Linked DNA regions of Homo sapiens: region 1 is linked to region 2. The links are chromatin contacts, found by Hi-C or POLR2A ChIA-PET in ENCODE. All regions are on one chromosome and are shown on one strand. The core of a region is the stretch at or near the end of the contact, and the rest is flanking DNA. Distances in the headings are between cores, read along the strand shown.

Region 1 (5,196 bases), core at 463-2,962, 130 kb before region 2:
CATCTTCTGTAAATGGGGGACATACGACTGTTGTGAGATTGAATAAATTAGTTCAAGCAAAGCAACAGAACAGTATCTAGAACACAGAATTCAAAATCTTGGCTTGGTCAAATCCCTCTATTTTATTTTCTTATAGCACCCGGGCATCTCCCCTAATACCATTTTACACTTGTTACAGTCTCCCTACTAGAGTAAAATTTCTAAGAAAGCAGAAACCATATTCATTCCCCAGAAGTGGAAGACAGGAGATATTCAGTAAATATTTGTTGAAAAAAATAGCTACAAGGACGAAGCTGACGCCCAAGGAAGAGACCTGTCCAATATACAAAGCCTCATGCGCCTGACCCCAAAGCCCACACTTTACACCATACTAACTTGCCTCCTATGTAAATGCATAAGTCTTACAGCTGCAATTGAAGTGGCCAACACAGATGAACAGAATGATAAAGATTAAAGAACACTAAACTGTATGGGAACACAGAAAACAGTGAAAGTCCGCACGCTGAATTGGACACAAAACAAACATAGGTGCCACTCACTTCCATGTCGATAAGCTCCAGCTCTCATACTGCCCACCTGGGGCTCGGTTCCCTCCTCTTTAAAGAGTAGGATGGGGCAGGTCGTCTCTAAAGTGTCTTCAACGTCTAAAATTAAATGACTATAAATCAAGTTATGTGGCAATGTTTTAATAATTATTTTTTAAAAGGAAGTTTAACAAGCACACTGAACCAGCTGACAGATGGTTTTCAGGGGACCTTCATTTTAAAGAATGTGTTCAAGTGCCTCAACAAACCTTATAAAGTAGGTTAGGTGGTCTGTGCCCCAGAATTAACGACAGACTCGACATTGACTGGAGACAGAGCTCAGAAGCACACACAAGCACTCCAACCTGTTTGTCAATCTGCCATCATGACAGCCTAGGTATACAGAACAGTCATGAAATGTGTTTAGAACAGTGCCAAAATCAGGCTCACCACTATACCGAAAAGGAAAGTAAGTTCACGGGATGCATTTGGTACACAGTAGACTGGGGTGTCATACAATTAAAACAGGCTTTCAAATGAAACGTAAAATCTATTGGCAGTCCTGACATGGTATAATACTTTAAAAGATAAGACAAACTCACAACCCTAACACTACTTAAGCAACAGTTCACAGTGTCCCTTCAAAAATGCTGGAAAGAGGCAACAGAACACGGAAACTATAAGGACACCTAAAAAGACACCCTGGAAAGCTTAAGACAAAGCCAATGCCGCGGGGCCCTGGAAGCAGACCTCGAGCAATATGCCTGCCCAAAGCCATCAGCCGCCTCGGAGGGCGTGCGGGCACCCAACTGCCTCTGCCCTAGGCCTCTCTGCTCCGCAGGATCCCCGCGAGGAACAGCTGCAACGAGGGATGCCTCCTGAGCCCGCTGCCACGCGAACTCCGGGAGGGAGGAAAGCAAGCGGTGTAGCTGATGCGGAACCGGGGCGCGGGGGCAGCCGGACCCAGCCAGCGCTCTCCCGGCGCCAGCCGCCCAGAGGCGGCACGGCTAGAAGCCCAGTGAAGCCCGGACCCGCGAGGCCCCGTTGCTCCTCACCTTCAGGGTCCGCAGCGCCGCGCTCAGCATCAGCTGCTGCGGCGGCCACCGCCCACGCCGTCCGGCAGCGACCAGCGGTGCTGTCCCGACCCAGAACCCCGCCATTGTTGTCCCCGCAGACCGCCCCTCTGCTGACCTCTCACACAGCCGGAGGGGGTGGAGAAGGGGAGCGCAGGAGCTCCGGCAAATCACGAGCCAGAAACCCGATGCCCCGCCCCCTAACTTGCGGAAAGGGGAGGGTGAGTGGTCGGCCAGATCCGCCGGATCCGGGATCCGGGAGTCGCGCTAGGACCTGGAGGGCTAGTCGGCGGGCTGCGCGTCCGGCCGCTAGCTGAGCTGGAGGCCACCGGCCAGAGCCGACCCCAGGAGTGAGAGAGACAGGGGCGTGCGTGAGTTCCGGCGGCCTGCACCGGGCAAACCCCGTACCTTCCCAGCATCGGCTCAGCAACCCACGTGCATCCAGGCCGGTCAATGTCATTGAGTCACCTCCGCGCCTTGGCCACCCTGGAGTCCCGAGAATCCGAAGTTCCAGACAAATGCCCAAACTACATTCCTGCATGTTCGAAAGCGTAAATTGCAAAGCACAAATCCAGGTAAGGTTTTTAACGACTGTAATAACACATAAAAAGTTCTAGGTCTGGAAATCAGAGATCCGAGCTCAAGTCCTACCTCTGGCACTTAATATGTGTGTGTGAAAGAAATTAGCCACAACTAGAGTCAGTCTTTGTTGCTCGCAAGCAGAAACCCTTGTTAGTACAACTACTGGCCAGGCGCAGTGGCTCACGCCTGTAATCCCAGCACTCTGGGAGGCCGAGGCGGGAGGATAACCTGAGGTCAGGAGTTGGAGACCAGCCTGGACAACATGCCGAAACCCCGTCTCTACTAAAAAATACAAAAATTAGCTGGGCGTGGTGGCGCACTCCTGTAATCCCAGTTACTCGGGAGGAGGCTGAGGCAGGAGAATTGCTTGAACCCTGGAGGTGGAGGTTGCAGTGAGCCGGATCATGCCACTACACTCCAGCCTGGGTGACAGAGCAAACTCCGTTTCGAAAAATAAAATAAAAATTAGTACAACTATTAAGGGCCGGGCCGTGTGCTAGAGCCTCAGATTCCCTCTTACTTGAGAGTTTACAAGAACCTTAATGGAGTATATATTATTTCCATTTGGAGAAACTGAAGCTGTAGCAGGGTAAAGTCACTCAGCGAGTAAAAGGTCAAACTAGGGTTTGAACCCAAATCTGGCTGCCTTGAGGGACTGGGCTCATGTTTTGCTATATTATGGAAATTTTAAAATATATACAAAAGAGATAAAATTGTACTATGATCACCCAGATACCCATTACACCGCGTCAATGAATCAACATTTTGTCAATCTTGTTTCATCTATTCCCCTTTTTATTTTGTGCAGGAATATTTTAAAGCAAATCTAAGACATCAGACCACCTCACCTATAAACACATCAGTATTGGGGGTTCTCCTCTTAACTACTTTGCATCTCCTGCAGAGTCACCTTGAGAGAGTTACAAAGCTAGGAATGGCCTAGAGTACACTACAGCATGGTAAATGCCCAAAGAGAGAGAAATAAAATGGGGATATCAGAAAGGTGACATTTAATGGAATTTTAGAATGTAAGTAGGGACTTTTGTGACAAAATGAAAAGGATTATCAATTTTACAGGACTTCTCACTTATGTACCTCAGTCTTCATTCATTTTCTACCTGGGAAACTTGCTTTTCTTTTTTCTTTTGTTTTTTGTCTTTTCCCCATGTTTTACCCTTTGGATTAGTTTTCCTTAGGCCCTGTTTGTTTTTCTTATAGGAGTTCTTTTTATGAAAGGCACTTGTAGCAGAAACTGCTTCTCATGCTATCCATTCTCCATGCATTACTTTAGTAAGAGTGCCCCTGAGATCTAGCTGGGTACATGGCCACCCAGCGAAAGGCTGCAATAGCTAGCCTCCCTTACAACGAGGTGTAGCGCCATGACTAAGGTCTGGAATGTAAGGACTGTGCCCTCCATGCCCTCTTCTTTCTTACCTAAACAAAGATCTACATTTCCCAACTCCCACTGCAGCAAGGGTGCTTACCAAGATTTGGTTACTAAGTTTTGGCCAATGGGACATAAGCACAAGTGACATAGACAACTTTTGGGTTATACCTTTAAAGGGAAAGGCTTGCTTTCCACTTGCCCTTCTCCTCTTTCCAGTTTGCCAGAATGTGGACACTACAGTGGAGGTAAAGTTGTCATCTCAGATGATAAGAAGGAAGTTAGGTGATCGGGGAGACAAAACAATATACCAGGAGCCTTTAGTGCCTGATTCTGTGGAGCCGCCACGTCAACCCTGGAGTGCTTTGTTCAGATTTTTATGCAAGCAAGAAAAATACTGTATCTTGTTTAAGTTATTGCATTGTGTTTTTTTGTTTTGCCTTTGTTACAGCAGCTACATGTGTGTCCTTACTGATAGAGGACTAATATTTATCTTTGCCTTTTCCATTTGAAGTTGTAGATTGTGGCCGGGAGCAGTGGCTCACGCCTATAATCCCAGCACTTTGGGAGGCCGAGGCGGACAGATCACGAGGTCAGCACTTCGAGACCAGCATGGCCAACATGGTGAAGCCCCATCTCTACTAAAAATACAAACATTAGCCAGGCATGGTGGTAGGCCCCTGTAATCCCAGCTACTCGGTAGGCTGAGGCAGGAGAATCACTTGAACCCGGGAGGCAGAGGTTTCAGTGAGCTGAGACTGCACCATTGCACTCCAGCCTGGGCGACAGACCAAGACTCCATCTCAAAAAAAAAAAAAAAAAAGTTATAGATTGTAAGGAAAATACCCCCAAGGAAGTTGAGGACACAGCAGACTTGGACTGTCTCCAAACCTGTTCATTCTTCTGAGTGCACTGCTCGGAGCATCCTATTGGGCAGCATATCCTGGCCTCCTTTCCAGTTCGATGTGGTACTATACCTGATTTCTGGCCAATAAAATATGAGAGGACATGAAATTCAACAGCCCCTGGGCTTGGCTTATAAAACCTTCCATGCAATCCTCCACACCTTTTCACCTCTCAGCTGCTGAGACTTTTCTAGGCACTACACAGAAGCAGCCTGGGTCTCCAGTAGCAAAGGAGAGCAGATCCTTCTCACTATCCTGCACCGAACTGTGACATGAGCAAAAAATAAAGTTTTTATTTTCTTACACCATTGAGATTTGAGGATTGCTAGAGCAGTTAGTCTTCCCAGCCTAATACAGTATTAGTAGAGGACAATTAGGCCAGACACAGTAGCTTATGCCTATAATCACAGCAGTTTATAAGGCCGAGGTGGGCAGATCACCTGATGTCAGGAGTTTGAGACCAGCCTGGCCGACATGGTGAAACCCCAGCTCTACAAAAAATACGAAAATTAGCCAAACATGGTGGCACGTGCCTGTGATCCCAGCTACTCAGGAAGCTGAGGCAGGAAAATCTTCAAGCCAGGAGGCGGAGGTTGCAGTGAACCAAGATTGTACCAGTGCACTCCAGCCTGGGCAACAGAGTGAGACTCTGTCTCAAAAATAAATAAATAAACAACAAAAAACCTTTTTCAGAATAAAAACATACATTAACAATATCAAGAATGGCC
Region 2 (5,313 bases), core at 2,354-4,853:
TTCATGCCAAGTTACTTCAGTCCACTTGCACCTCATCAGAAATTTTATATATATATACACATATATACACATATATATACACATATATATACATATATACACATATACATATATATACACATATATACATATATATACATATATACACATATATACATATATATACATATATACACACATATATACATATATATATACACATATATACATATATATATATATTCAGCGTTTAAGATTCTTCCATAGAACCTCCTAGCTTGAGAGAAAGGGGAGAGAAAGAATGAAGAAAGGAGGATAGGAGCGGAGGAGAGTCGGGGTGGGGAGTGGGTGATGTTCGAAGGGTGGGGGAGAGGGGCAGGGGCGCCAGAGCCCCAGCTCCTCTTCCTTCCCTCCCCACCTAAGTACTTTTATTTGCAGAGCGATTGTTCTTTGTTTATTTAATACAAGTACTGTGTGAATGGTGAAAAATAAACACGATGAAAAATAACCAAACAGATGATTCCTCCGAGTGAAAAAGCCCGGACTTAATAAAAGTGCGAAGCAGTCACCGCTGAATGAGAAACCCTTTGAAGTGGAACTTATTATAGGAGGAATACTTTGGGGTTGCCTTAACGACGCCGCTGAATCGAAAGCGCTCGCCTTTGTCAGCGATTTGTTCTCCTTTGCTGGGGTGCCCAGAGAAATTACTTACATGGGCTGCCTTAACATGCAGCCTGCAAATCAGTAACTTTGCAGCTCAGACTCGCAGACGCCACTCGGCTGCGGACAAAAAGAGTCAGGGGGGAAACGCACCAACCTTTCACGCCGAGGCTCTGGGGCTGGGGGCGCACGGGCGTGTTGGGGTCGGCAGATAAGAAGTTGTATTACAACGCCCCCCCTCGTCCAGGCTTCCCTCTTCTTCCCTCTGCACCCCCTCGCCAGTCCGGGCTGGGGCTCTGCGGGCCCGGACTCCGCTCGGTGGCAGCGGAGGCCCGGCTCCTCCAGGGCCCACCGGCGAGGGGCGCTCTAGGGCGCGCGGCCGGGCGCGGGACTTTCCCAGCAGCTCGGGCCATATTTAATAAGGGTCGTTCATCACCGAGGCGCTTTGAAGGGTCGCCTCCAGCCCTGTGCCCATTAGAAAGGCGGAGGTGACATTTAAACTCCGTTTTCAAGGATCGCGGGGGGATTTCATTGAAAAGGCAACTCGTTTGTCTTATGAGCCTGGAAACAACCCCCTTCTCGCTCCTTTTGACCACATGGCATAACTCAAAAACAATAGTTCAAAAGTGAAATGGCATCGTGGTGTTCATTCGGAGACAGGCCCCCATCTAGCACCAGAGAAAAGGGGTAGTCCGCAAGACAATGTGCTTTTTGTGTCCGACTCTGTCACAAGGATTGTGTTGTTTGCTTTGGAGGCTGCGCCTGTTATACTTTCCTGAAAGTGCTTGTGTTAAACAAGAGTTATAAGTCATCCAAAACAACAAACATTTTGATTTTCTTTGCCTAAAGGGCTTTCCCTGGCTATGGGCACCGTGAAAAAATAATGTCCTTGCTGAGAAAGGAACACCAGTAGTAGCATTACAAGCGGGCGCATTAAATATTGAATGACACGGGAAAAAGAGCTTGTCGAGGGGCACTCAGCCTTAAAGTCTTTCTTCAACTTTGTCTTCGGTGGCTGCTGGACTATTTAAGATGGTATTAATTAAGGCAGCTTCGGATGCTGCCCAGCCGGCCGGCCCCTCGGCCGCGCTCGGTCAATGGGCCTGTGCCCCCGCGCTCTGCTCACGCGTTGGCTGAGCCGAGTGCAAATGTCACTTCTCATTTGGAGGCTGAAGAGAAGTGCCCATCCTACATTAAGGGCAGCAGGGATGCAGTCAGCAGCAGGCGTTAAAGGAATACGAGGGACTGCGGTGAGGGGAGGGAAGGCGGGAACAAAATGGGAACAGCTGCCCGGGGCGGGGTCGAGAGAGTGCCCCAAGCACAGCTTTTGGCACATTTTGGAGAGCGCCGCTGGCAAACCGGGGCCAAGCGGGACTCGCTGGGTTGGAAGACCCCCTCTCTTTCGTCGTTCCTGCGTGGGGAAAATGAAAACTCTAGCTCTGCACAAATCCATTAGGCAGGCTGGCGGGGCGTTATTTTACAAAGGGACTCGCTTCTACAAAGAAAGACAAAAGCTTGGTGCAAACAGGCGTCTTGACTGACTTCCACCTCTCCCTACGGTCCCCTTCACAGATCACAAACAAATAAAGCCCAAAGGACCTCAGCCAAGGATCTCCAGATCCAATTTTACAGATGGCGAAACTGAGACCTCAAGCAAGACTCAAATTGATTTTTGTCAATATTCCCCGAAGTCAGAGGTTGAGACCCTCTTTGAGACCAAAGATCCAGGCGGGAGTGGAGTTCTCTTTAAAGTCGCCAACAACCACGCCAAAATGTCCCTTTCCCCTGCCCCCCATTGCAAGTGTTTGATTCAAAGTCAAATGGAAATTGGTTTCAGCAGTTGAAAATTCCTAACATAAAAAAAGGAATGAAGCTTACTGCCAACTGACTGTGGCATAAATGAAATGCATGCTCTGAGAAACTCTGTTAACTATCAGTTCTTGATGAAGAGAGACAAGATTTGGCTGGGCAGAGGGGGCAGGGCATCCCGGCAGATTGATTTCTGCAGCCAGAAGCCCAACAGGCGCCCCCGTCTCCCTATGTGGCGTTTCACCTGGATGTGGGCCTTCTCTTTTACCACACGACCCCTTGTAGGTGGGGGGAGATGCAGTAAAATGCCCTCCCCACCCCCACCCCCGTGTGTGTGTGTGTGTGTGTGTGTGTGTGTGTGTGTGTGTGTGTGGTTAGCACCCTTAGCTTTTGATCCATTTGCAATGTCTGATTCTCCATCTTAAAATGTGTCCATTCAGGGCTCCCTCTGGCCTTTTGGATAAGGGGCGGGTCATGTTTCCACCAAGAGCCATGTTGCAGGAGAACTAGTCCCTACCCTTCCTGCAGAGACTGGAATCTGAGCGCAATGGGTGGCCGGAGAGCTCGCATTCAGACAGCCCTGAGATGCGGGCCTGGGGCCCTACGCCCCATTGGCAGCTGGAGGCGTCGCTCTGGGGCCAAGGAACGCCTGGCCGGGTCAGGACGCGGGCAGAGGTGGGCGGTGGGGCAGCGAGAGAGGGCCGCGCCAGAGCAGCCCACTCCCGCACAGCCTAGGACTGGAGTTCCCAGGCCCAACCGCCTACCTGAGTGATCTGTTTTGCACATCTTTCCTCATTCCTCTTCTCTGCTGTCCCTACCTCCTCTACTTTTTTGCATGAACAGGGCCCAGGCCAGGATAACGGATGCAGAAAGATGGCCTTTTGGCCCGGAACGCACTCTCTCTCGTACGCATACACCCACCTCCCTACCACCCCCCCCACACACACGCTCACGCGCAATTCAACCCCCCCAGCCCAGCCCCAGCCAGTGCACTGGGCACACGCTCGGGATCCAGGCACCTTGCCAAGAGCTCGCGAGCACCCTGCGTGGCACACTGGTTGGAGTTCCTGCACGAAGTGGCGGGGGTGGAGTGAGGAGGGAGGGGTGGGCGGCGGTGCACGCCGCCGACTGCTGGCGGTGAGCACAAGTTCAGTGCTCAACTTCCCGCTCTTAACGAGACCCGGGATCCCTTTGGAGAGGCCCTCGGGAGCTGGCGACAGGGCTGGGAGTGGCGTGGGTAAGCTGGCCGGCGCGGGGCGCGGGCGGCGGGGCACAAGGGCGCTACAAGAAGAGGGCGCGAGGGTGCCCGCGGCCAGCCGGGCGCTCCGAGAAGTCAGCGCGAGCAGCTGTGACTTCACCTATTAGCCCCGATGTCTTTCCGAGGAGCCTGGTGGAGTTAAACAGCCCACAATGGGCGCTCTGGGGCGCCTCCAGCCTGACCTCCACCCGGGTTTAATAGTTTCATAGGAACTTCATTAAATCAATTACTTAGTGAGCACATCATCATTTATTTGTAATTAGCAGCGAGGAGCGCGTTCTCTCCCCCAGCCCGCGGCCCGGGTCCCAGCGGGGTTGACTAGTTGTGCAAGCACTTTTGTTTGCTCGAGTGTTGACTCCCGGCATTATTCGGCCCGGGTAATCTTTACGTCTCAATCTAGTATTCAGGGGGCGAAAGGAAAACAAACAGGGCGCAGGCCGGAGGCCAGCCCTTTGGTCCCAGCCGTCCCAGAACTCGGCCCTCGCTGGGCGTGCAGGGCGCACCTCTGCGGCCCCGGCTCCTCCCGGGAGGAATAGGCGAGAGCGCCACCGGGGCAGAGGGGCAGGAGCCAGCCCGGAGGGTCCAGAAGGAAAGTGGCGAAGGAAGAGGCGATGAAGGAGAGAAAGGAGAAAACCAGCAGCAGGAGCTCTGGGCCTGCAAAACGAGCACAAAAGGGGAACGTCCAGGCTCGCGCACGTGTGCGGGCGGCATTGGAGGGGGAATGCGCGTTGTGCGTGTGTGCAAGTGTATGTCCATGTGTGCATGTGTGTGTGCGCGCGCAGGAAGTGCGTGAAATCACATCCATTTCAGCTGCCCACGGCTGGGCGGAGAGGGGAGTGGGAGCAGGAGGTGCCGGCCTGGCGTGCGCGGAGGCAGCTCTCTGGGTGTCCGAGCTGCAAAAGTGCTTTAATTGGGGGGCTGCAGCCCCGGGCGCAGCTCCACTGCGGCCCACAAATTACGAGCGAGTGGTTAGCGAGGAGCGGGGAGTTGCTGAAAGCCGGGCCAGAACCTGCGCGTGCGGAGCGGCACGAGTAATGGCTCCGCAAGGAGTCGTGATTCCTTTCGAGTGTAATCATCTTTCCCCACACGCCGCAGCGCCGGCCAAATCTCGTTTACATCCAAGGAGTTGCGGCTAGCCGGGCCAGAAACGTGGGCGACACGCCCCTGCGTCCTTGCCCCGGCCCCGATTTCCGCTCCAAGCTGGAAGTCCTTCCAGCATAGGAAACGCTCAACTTCTGGGGCTATCCCAGCTCAGGAAATGGAGGAGGGCGGGGAGGCGAGGGGTCATTGATGAGCCGGCCTGGGTTCCCCCAGGAGCAGGAGAGTGTGAACAACTGTGAGGCGAGGAAAGGCCGTGGGGAAAAACGCTCCTCCAGAGGGCTTCCAGAAGAAACAGTGGCTCCTGGGGATCCTTGAGGTCAGTCTCTTAGACTCCCTGGGGCTGTGAGCTTCTGAGGACCGGGTCCTGAGTTTCTACCTTGGTTCTGGCGGCCAGGCCTGGCTGATCGGGGTCAATACTTGCAGGTAGGGAATGTGCGAAGGCGGTGGTTGCCTTGTGGATTTTCTAACCAGTGGTTTCAGTACAGATCGAATCAGTGTCTGGAGTG

What was found. Hi-C counts contacts between places; a loop is a spot of excess contacts on that map. ChIA-PET counts read pairs that join two places held with the same protein, here RNA polymerase II (POLR2A). Pooled maps may share reads with other maps.
Region 1: a loop to region 2 is called in a pooled map, with 4 times the contacts of the local background. The contact joins the promoter of PCCA here to the promoter of CLYBL-AS3 in region 2. A Hi-C loop is called at or near these places in 1 of 168 maps with a recorded cell type or tissue (endothelial cell of umbilical vein) and 6 of 50 pooled maps. POLR2A ChIA-PET finds 5 or more read pairs at or near these places in 3 of 52 experiments (SK-N-SH, T-cell and WTC11).

What each region holds. Positions count from the first base shown.
Region 1 is chr13:100,085,609-100,090,804 of GRCh38, reverse strand. PCCA (propionyl-CoA carboxylase subunit alpha) reads right to left here and starts at 1,712. Exons shown (of 24, transcript NM_000282.4): 1 at 1,580-1,712. The coding sequence starts at 1,684. PCCA-DT (PCCA divergent transcript) reads left to right here and starts at 1,862. Exons shown (of 2, transcript NR_132422.1): 1 at 1,862-2,172; 2 at 4,078-4,774. RefSeq lists a silencer at 1,383-1,562 and enhancers at 1,843-2,102, 2,133-2,182.
Region 2 is chr13:99,955,455-99,960,767 of GRCh38, reverse strand. It overlaps CLYBL-AS3 (CLYBL antisense RNA 3), which reads left to right and starts at 3,603. Exons shown (of 5, transcript NR_120421.1): 1 at 3,603-3,685. RefSeq lists enhancers at 2,573-3,547, 3,548-4,523.